Regions from separate parts of the Homo sapiens genome. Here region 2 is linked to region 1. A link is a loop called in an ENCODE intact Hi-C map of the cell type or tissue named here. Cell type or tissue: GM12878. All regions are shown on one strand.

Region 1 (5,000 bases):
CAAGCCCTTTGTATGTTCCCCTTGGGAAAAAAACATGAGGATATTGCATTTTTTAATAAATGAGTTTAGCCAAGCCTCTTTTTTTACTCCATATCCAGGAATACCCAAAGTTCTCTAGATGCTTCTTGACTGCAGAAGGGGAAATTTCCCAGACGTTTTCTGAAAGTTGACTCTGTCTGTCATGTGACGTGCTCCTCAAGGCTGAGCATTTGGTTTGCAGGCAGTGGGGACCAGCTAGGGACAACTTCACGGGTGCATTTTCGCATGCAATGACAGAGCTGAAGTGGTCAGCAAAATTAGCTTAAAATAAGAGCACGATGCTACAACAAGGGGCAACCTTGATGAAGGCAGTTTGCCCCGCACAGTTCCATGGGTTGGCTATCCCTGTGAAAATGTGCATCCCCCAGAGGCTGACCTAGCATGGCAGGCCTGGGACACTGATGTGGGTCAGTGTAGTGGGTTGAATCATGGCCCCCAAAAAGATATGGCCAAGTTCTAACCTGTGACTGTGACCTTATTTAGAAAAAGTGTCTTTACAGATGTCATTAAGTTAAGGATCTTGAGATGAAATCATCCTGGATTTAGGGTGGGCCCTAAGTCCAATGACAGGTATCCTTATTAAGAGAAAGTTGGGAGAGATTTGATGCACAGGGGAGAAGGCTGCCTGAAGAAGGAAGCAGAGACTGGAGTGATGCAGCCACAAGCCAATAAGCCTGGAGCCACCAGGAGCTGAAAGAGGCAAACAGGGATTATTCCCTAGAACCTTCAGAGGAAGTGTGACCTTTCTGATACCTTGATTCCCAACTGTTGACTTCCAGAACTGTGAGAGAATGAATTTCTGTTGTTTTAAGTCACTCAATTTGTGGTCATTTGTTACAGTAGCCCCAGAAAACTAATAAAGAGAGCACTGCTCTTGTCTTGGGCCTGTTTTACTATTTATACTTCCCCCACCCCAGAGTAACAAGTTATGCACTTACAGTGAGAAATGCACTGAGAAGGGGAGGCCACCACCTGCTCAGGGCATTCTGCCTCTGTAGACAGTTCCAGGGCAGAAAATCAGATGCTGGTGTTGGTCGACATTCAGAATGTTCTCCTGGCCCAGGTGCTGGGAGGGAATCTCCCTCCTGACTCTGGGGACAGACTTGCTGGGTGGCTTCTGGAGGTTTAACCAGCACCCCAGCTCCCTGTGTGTGGGGAGAAGGGGAGGTGAGCCTGGCTTCCCTGACTTCCACCCTTTTCTCCATGCCTTTGGCCTACAGAGCAAGCCATCCTGTGGATTCTCACTGCCCTTCTCCAAACAGGGCATGGCTAGGACCCCTCATACTCTATTATCACCAGAGGCTGCATTTCCTCCTTGAGTCAGCTTGAGTTTTGGATGTTTCCAATGTCTTTGGTGACATGTTTACCAATAATTCTTCTTAGTTATTTCTCACAGATGGCTAATCCTTTATGGGTAAATTTTTCTAGTTTCACTCTAAGAACATTTTCCAAGTCCTTGAGAAGCAAGGGAGGCACCACATGGCCAAGACTCACACTCTCTGGCAAGAGGGCTGGTGGTGCTCAGGGAACTCGACAGCCACTGGGAGAGCTGGGCCCCTAACATGAGCTGCAGAGCCATAAACAAGATGCAAAGCAATGGCCTTTGGTTGGTATTTAATATCAGGAAGATTCATCCTTACTACTCTTTTTTCTCTGTGTGAGTGGATAAGTGAGTATGTGTGTGTGGTGTGTGTATTGAGGTGTGGGTCAGACACTAGCCACCACAGTGTTTGGCTTTCTCCAGCTGTAAATATAAGGAAGAGACTTTGAAAGTCTCATTGTTTTTTCCTTTCCATTCTAAAATCCTAAGATCCTATGGAACATGTCTCAGGAGAATTTAAAACAAAAAATAAGGAATTCACAAGCACTTTCAACTGTTCAAGCTTATGCGGGAACTCTAAACCCACAGGAAAAAGAAACTTTTCAACTCCTCCTCATCAATTCACTGTTATAACACCCGACCCTCTCAGCAGAATGTGCTACTGTGAGCGACTCGCACTGGACAACATCATAAGCTCTTTTGATTTGTCCTTACAACATTTGTCCTTGAGCAACCTTGCACGTGGCAAGACTGCTTCCCACAGAGGGGATGCCTGCGGATGTGTTAGTGTTTCACCGCCAGCCCTGGGTGGTAGTTGCCAGGCTTCGTCTTCTGAAGAACAGCATTCCCTTGTTTGTCTGGCTCTCCCATTGACTCCTAACTGCCCTCTTTTCCTGCTGATTTCCTTGCACACAACGAGTATTTCCTTGCAATAAAGGGAAAAATAGACAAGTATGTGAAACACAGAAAACTATATGACGAGCAGCTCAACAGAAGATGCATTCAGTTCCATTTCTTCCATTCCTGGATTCACCTGTGGCCCCAGCAGCCCCATCTCTGACTCTCAAAACATCAAATGGACACTCTCACCTGAAGACATGGTGGCCTAAAGTGCTGGCCCTCTGTAGGAGGGTTTTGATCTCATTTTTGCTCTGTTCCTTCTTTGCTTTGTCTCCTCTGTTTTTGTGGACTTGGTTTGGGGAATGGGGTGGTGTGAAGAGGTGCAAGTTCCTGGAAATTGTCCTCTCTGCCAAGCTAGTGAGACCTGCTTGGGCCTTGTCCGTACCTAGCTCTATCCGGCTGAAAGACCAGGCCAGGCACAGACTCCACTGTGTGGTGTACAGGAGTTCATGTGTAACTCTTGTTTCCAAGACTCACTAGGCAAAGGCCAGAGATAAAGCCTCAGAACACTGTGGCCCCGCTCCTGTCTGGTTTTCCCACATTCCCTCCTACTCTCACATGCCCTCTCTGTCCAGGCACTGTGTGCAGGCCCTTGGGGATAGACCAGTGAGCAAACCCAACACAGATCCTATCCTCTATCCACTCAAGGGGTTGGTTTTCCTTTTGTGATGCTGGGGAAATGCCCAAGCAGGGAACAGGTTTGTCTCCTCCCTTCGCTGAATGTGTGGATACTGGGGCTCAAGTCCTGCCCCGGCTCCACCTCTGTCTGCAATGAGGAGAGAACTCCATCACCTCCAGAGAGGCCCCGGCCCCAGACCCAGCCTTGTTCTGAAGGTGTCTAGCACCCTCTGTTGGTGACCCAGACCAAATGCCCTGGGCCTTGGGTTGGGACACAGGCTACCCCAGGGAACCTTATCAGCTCATCTGAACCCTGTGTGTTGTGCATCTGTCCAACCACATACTCCTGAGCGCCAGACTCTGTTCTAGGGGGTGAGGATATACAAATGTGCAGGGTTAATGTTTAGTTTCCTCACACGTTTCAACTCCCTTCTTTTGAAGGAGGATCCCAATGCTGGGAGATGGATCAGGAACAGGGCTCATTCTAGGTCCCATAATCCCTTTCAAAGCACTAGGCTGAGAGGTCTAAGCATCAAGAGGCCCCTCAGTGGCTGTCCTGTGTTCCCTAGAGTTCCTGACCTCAGAGGGCAGATCTGGCCCCACCCCTGTGCTACCTGCGGAATCATGGGCTCAATTCCTCTGGGGAGGCTGAAACTCCTGCTCCCCCCCACGCCTACCTTCACACACATCCTATAACTCCTCTCTTCTTCTCCCTAAATGGGAACTCAGTGGCATTGGACATGACTGGGCAAGGGTGAGTCCCTATCAGAATCCTCCGTCTTCTTCCTTCCAGCCAAGCCGTCATTGCTGGGCTCTTTATGTACCTGATGTTCCTGCTGGTCCCCCGGCCAGCTCCCCTGCCATTTAAAGGCCAACGCACACACCTTGATGTTCAGCAATGACTGTGGGAAACTCACGCTCCCTTTCTTGCTCCAACAAGGTCATAAAAATACAGTTGTATGCAAGAGGCTGGCCCTGCAGATCCCCGCATGTGCCACCACATCCTTCAAATGAATCAGCTGTTTCAGAGGGACCAGCCCTGAGAGGGTAGAGTGCTCATGAGCAGAAAGACAGAATGCAAGCTTTTTGTTTGTTTGTTTGTTTTCCCTTTGTGGGATTTATGTAGTTTAACTTTTTTTTTAACTTTTGTTTTAATAGAACAGCTTTGTTGACCTATAATCTATGTGCCATCCCATGTGCCCATTTAACATGTACAATTCAATGGTTTTTAGGATATTCACAGAGTCATGCAGCCATCACCACAATCAATTTTAGAACATTTCTCTCACCCCAAAAAGAAATCTCATACCCATTAGCAATCATTTCCCATTTCCCCCAGGAACCCCCAGCCCCTGGCAACCACTAATCCACTTTCTGCCTCTATGGATTTGCTTATTCTGGACATTTCATATAAATGAGATCACACAACATGTGGCCTTTTGTGTCTGGCTTCATTCACAAAACAAGATTTTGCTCCTTATTTTCACTGCACTTTAATCAGAGTGACCATATAATTTATCATCCAAGCTGGGACACTTTTAGAGGGAAAGGGATGCTCTTAATACTTATGCTGTGACAACCAGCATAAACCGGGGCTGCCCGGATGAGAACTTACTTCCTTCTACTGAAATGGTTAATAATCCACACCTCCCACCCACTCTGCAGCTACCTGCCTTCCCCTCCCTAAGTCAAAATCAACAAATAAATCACTCTCAGTAACCTCAGGTCTTGCCAATACCCGAAAGTTAATGTACTTCCAGAGTTGCTAATGCTCTGTTTACGGCTGAAGCATGCTTATGATTTATGGGAGAAATAAGACTAATTTCCCCCAAAGAGACGAGAACTAGCCGTTTTATTTTTCATTTTGGAAGCACGAAATTTGACTGCATGGGGTGCAAACTGTGAAAGAAAGCGGATACAGAAAACAAAGCTGTTATAACAAATGTGGGAAGGATGTTGTGAACTATGGGCCATCAGAAGGAGACTGCAGGAGGCTTAATTGGACGGGTCATGCGTCGCAGCTCTGAAAAGGGCAACGTGATTATTTATTGTTGTGCTCTTAATGCACCTGGCTCAATGTCACCTCTCACTGCGATGCTCTCTCCCAGGCTGTTTTTGACAC
Region 2 (5,000 bases), 160 kb before region 1:
TGGAGGTCCCTTAACAGGCAGAAAGAGACTCAGAACAGAAAAGGAAATTAACCGTGGTCAGTGCCTAAGACCATCAGAGGACAGGTCATAACTGACCTAACAGGGACTCATTAATCCCAGGTGAACTGAGTCTGGTACAATGGTAGACCACAGTCTTTCTCCTGTCGTCAGAAGCCACTGCCAATTTGGGCGTGAGGGGCAGGGAGCAGATAGGAGGATTGATCTTAACAAGTTTAGTACATAGCAAAGGGAAAACCCCTATTCATAAACATTCAATTCACGTACAATGTATAGAAGACTGACAAATAGAGACTAGCATAACTGGGAAAATCATGAGTAACATGCTCACTAATGTTGAATACAGTTTAACATCATTCTGGATGTTAACATGATGTCACTAAGAGAAGTGGAAAAAATGAGAAAAACCCTTCCCGTCCAAGAGTAGGAAAAATTATGAATAACTTGTAATAAAATATGACAAAATAATGTAGCCATTAAGAATGTCTTTCTAGACTATGTATGGACAATGAAGAAATGTTCATGACAGGTTCACAGAAAAATACTACAAAAGTATATATTTTTGGATAAACAAAGTACATATGTATTCTTTAAATGCCAGATAAAAAGTATATCAAAATATTAGTAGCAGTAATTTTACTATTCACTATCATAATACTTTTCAAAATTCTCTTTAAAAATTCTATTTTATTTTTATCATAAAAAAAAACACATACAATCTTTCCAAAGTCATTCTGCATTGCAGAAGGCATGTTCACCTACGGGGAGTACAGGCAGAGAATACCTTTCACTGTGCAAAGCGTCACTAAAGACTACATGAACTCGGCCAGGCGCGGTGGCTCACACCTGTAATCCCAGCACTTTGGGAGGCCGAGGTGGGTGGATCACCTGAGGTCAAGAGTTGGAGACCAGCCTGGCCAACATGGTGAAACACCATCTCTACTAAAAATACAAAAATTAGCTGGGCGTGGTGGCAGGCGCCTGTAATCCCAGCTACCCGGGAGGCTGAGGCAGGAGAATTGCTTGAACCTGGAAGGCAGAGGTTACAGTGAGCCGAGATCACGCCATTGCACTCCAGCCTGGGTGACAACAGCGAAATCTGTCTCAAAAAAAAAGACTACGTGGGCTCATTCGAAACCAGCCTGGGCCACATGGCAAGACATCATCTCTACAAAAAATTTAAAATTAGCTGGGCACTGTGGTATGCATCTGTGGTCCCAGCTACTCAGGAGGCTGAGCCAGGAGGATGGCTTGAGCCCAGGAAATCAAGACTGCAGTGAACCGTGATCACACACCGCACTCCAGCACTCCAGACAGAGGGAGACCCTGTTTCAAAAAAAAAAAAAAGACTAAATGAGCTCCACGACCATAAGAAAATTGAATTGGAGAGAGTAAATCAAAGAATCCTCATACTCAAAAGTATGAGGATGGGAAGGGTGGTTCAAAATTATGCAGCTTAAAAAAAAAACCAATCGTCCACTTGTGCAGTGAGCGGCAGAGAAAGAAACAACGGCACAGTGCAAGGCCCCAGTCTCACTGGGCAGCGGCTCTGCCTACAATGAAATATGACTTCTGAGCTTGGACTCTTTTAAAGGCCCTGGGGTCTACATCTGGCTGACTCCAGGCAGCTAGTGACACGCTAAGGATATAACTAAATTCCACCCAAAGTGACTGATCCCATGCCTGTTATGTGCAAAGCACTGTGACAACTGGGGTTTAAGAGAAATGGGCAAACCCCCAGTCCTTATTCTTGGAAAGCACAGAGTGGTGGGGTTGCGGGGGGTGCGAGGCTATGAACATACACTCCTGGAGCACTAGGGTCCCAAAGGAGAGTGTGGGACAAAGAAAAGGTCTGTCTCAAAAGGCCACTACTTTCATGGGGGAAAAAAGGTGGCCTTCCATCAAGAAGTACAGAGGCACAGAGCCATTTGGGCACTTCCATATATCGAGCTGGAGGCCTTGGTTACAAAGACACTTTACACTCTTCTAAAATCCACAAGCTGCAGGCAATGTGACTGCTCAAGTCTGGCACAAGGGGGCCCAAGGGCCAGGGTGATGACTCAACCAGGGGTTTCAGTCCTTCAGGCCTCCCTGACTTCACAATCAGAAAGCCTGAGAGCCCTGCCTCCCCGCCACACGCTTCTGCCTACTGACTCAACAGGGCTGATGGCAGAAGTTCCCAGGGACCTCTGAGGTCCCATAGACAAAGTTTACAGCCCACCACTCTAAGTCTTACAGCAAAAGCAACATTACATGGAGAGGGGTGCGGAAGGAGGCAGGGATCAGAGGTTCCCCAGGAGGAGGGAGAAGGGTGGGGAGGAGGCAGGGATCAGAGGTTCCGCAGGAGGAGGGAGAGGGGTGGGGAGGAGGCAGGGATCACAGGTTCCGCAGGAGGAGGAAGAGGGGTGGGGAGGAGGCAGGGATCAGAGGTTCTACAGGAGGAGGGAGGGGGTGGAGAGGAGGCAAGGATCAGAGGTTCTGCAGGAGGACAGAGTGGGGGAGAGGCGGGGACATGCGGGGAGGAGAGGACATGAGGCTCTACCACAGGTGCCATTCCTTGGGCTGAGCAGCCACCAACTGCAGAACAGCTTCCAGGCACAGTGGGGAAGTTGCCCAGCCAAGAACAACTGCCAACAGAGGCCCCAGTGCAGGCATGGCAAAGACCACAGCATCGGGCCTCAGCCAGGTTAAAGCAACATGGGAGCGCCGGGATCCCACCCACTCACACCACGAAGAGGCCCAAACAAATAAACAAATAACCCACAGGCCGAAAGTAGACAATGCTGTCTCAGGAAGGAACCCAGTGCGATCTTTACAGCGTGAATCTGTTGCTGAAATGGTTTGCAGTCAGTAAACCGTTTTCAACTTTTAATGTCATGAGAAAACATCAAGTCCAAAAGAACATAATATAATACCAATGAGTACGTATGTGGGTGTAAAATCCTAAAATATTAACTGAGATTATACGCATGTTTTTGTTGTTATTTTCTTCTTTTCCATCATTTGCTGTGTAGTCTAGAATGACATGTCACGCTTTCAATGAGAAAACAATAGTAATAACTAAAAACACCTAACATCCTGGAGCACCAGCCAAATGAAAGTCCTTTACATTTTACTTCATCTTTTCGCCCCCTTATCAGGTAGGCAATACTTTGCATTCTAGAGACAAGGAGACGCAGGCTTGATTACAACTCAGTAATTCTCAATGCTGGTTGCACATTAGAATCATCTGGGGAGATTTTTTTAAGTAATAATGCCTGGCCCCAGCACAAATCAAATAACTTCTATAACATTCTCCCAAGGAACGTCCCCAAGGGCATTTGACCAATGAAAGGTGCAGTTGGGGTTCAAGTCTCACTGCCTCCAAAGCCTTGAACTGCTCTCTGAATTAGATCAACAAATTCTGGGGAATGGCATGGCGGCGAGGGCAGTGGGGAGAGGGTGTAAAATACAGAAGAGGGCACAGATGGCACTGTGCCCTGTCGTAGGGGGCACAGGTGACATCGCACCTGCCTCATCGGGGGGGGGGGGCAAGCTCTTCCCACTGACTCAACTCGGCCCCCTCAAGATGCTCCCCCAGGGCAAGGGCTGCATCCTGATCATCCTTCTATGCCCCTGGCACCTAGCAGGCACCAAATAGTATTGACAGGACCACAGCACACGCAGCAGTCAGTAATCACCAATGACCTGAAATTCAGGAAGCTAATAGGGCACCCACTTTTGTCTCAGGTAATCATCACCATGACCATCAACAACTTGTGAGGGTCTTTCTATCAAAAGAGATCTTATTAGCTGAATACTGAATGGTTTCATTCACCAACGAATAAATTTGTTTCTCTAAATGAATATAAATATAAAAAGATGCTAGTTACAGATTAAAATCTAAAGCAACAGTCTTGTCTAGGAAGCCCTCTCCAAGCCCGTCTCCTCACAGGTAACCTCTGTCACAGGCTGCACCCTCTGCCCACCCCCTTCACCCCAATCAGACTATCGCCCCCATGCCACTGTGGGGACCAGCTCAGGTCCCTACCACTCTTCCTGTCCAGGTTTCCATAGGCCCAAATTCATTGTGTTCAACAAGGCACAACGTCAAGGTCTCTGTTTCTACGTGTGTAAAATGGGGATGGACAGTCCTGCCACTGCAAGGTGCTGTGAGGCTCACATGAGACAATGTACTAGGAAACGCCCAGAAAACAGAACTCGCTGCTCTTCAAATGCAAAGAACCATCAGCATCACCCCATGAGTAGCTATTAATTCCTCATAATAATATTTTTCTTTTAAATCCCAATTACAACCTGTTGGTCACCTGTCTCTGCCTCACAGAAGCAGAGGGCAGACAATCCCCATCAGCTTAAGGTTCCCGTCACCAGGGTTTCCCTTCATCGAAACTTTGCCACAGTCACTGTAAGTACCACCTACTCCACTCAGCTCAAGTCTTCCAATTCTGTTTACTCAAATCAAAGATGACATAAAAAACGAGAAGCCAGTGGAAAAGCTATCAAGGACATCTTCACAAAAACCAGAGAACACCCGAAAAGTGTTTCCTCCTGAAGCCAGCAGGATGAGTGGAGAGTTGATGTCTTTCGATGTGTTTCCATCATCACTCGGGAGGGCGGTGCTTCATCAGGAGAGACGCCCACGCCCTGTGTGCAGAAATGTGTTACAACAAAAACAGGTATCCTATCCTATCCTATCCTATTGGAGCCAGGGCTCCTCTGACACGTGCCTTTTCATCACACTTGGGCAGCATGGAAAGAAAACATCAGTCTGCACAACCTGTGGGCAGGTCCGCAGGGAGACTCTCCACTGCCTCGCAAGTGCAGCGTCAGTGAGCCAGAACCAACCAGGGAGCTGGCCCTACACAGTGGGAGCTTCCACGAAACAGGCTTTAAGTTCCCTGCCGGCACTGCATTCGGGCCTTGGAAATGGCTATGGAACTGGCTCTCACATCTCAGAAGAAACTTGTTCTTTAAACAAATTT

Evidence for each region. Peaks named below come from ENCODE experiments on the same cell type or tissue, not always from the same donor. Only the 100,000 strongest peaks of a DNase experiment are listed, where the experiment ranks them.
Region 2: it touches region 1 in a loop (8-fold over the local background); 1 of 110 quality-filtered maps calls a loop at or near these places.

What each region holds. Positions count from the first base shown.
Region 1 is chr13:29,704,983-29,709,982 of GRCh38, forward strand. No RefSeq gene overlaps it. Among named protein-coding and RNA genes, the nearest start is that of SLC7A1, 110 kb to the left of the region's middle. In GM12878, a CTCF peak has its summit at 3,114 (motif pointing left); a DNase peak (open chromatin) is centred at 3,169; H3K27me3 peaks cover 186 bases.
Region 2 is chr13:29,541,331-29,546,330 of GRCh38, forward strand. The region is part of intron 2 of SLC7A1 (solute carrier family 7 member 1); the gene reads right to left. Among named protein-coding and RNA genes, the nearest start is that of SLC7A1, 52 kb to the right of the region's middle. In GM12878, a CTCF peak has its summit at 2,048 (motif pointing right); a DNase peak (open chromatin) is centred at 2,081; H3K27ac peaks cover 226 bases.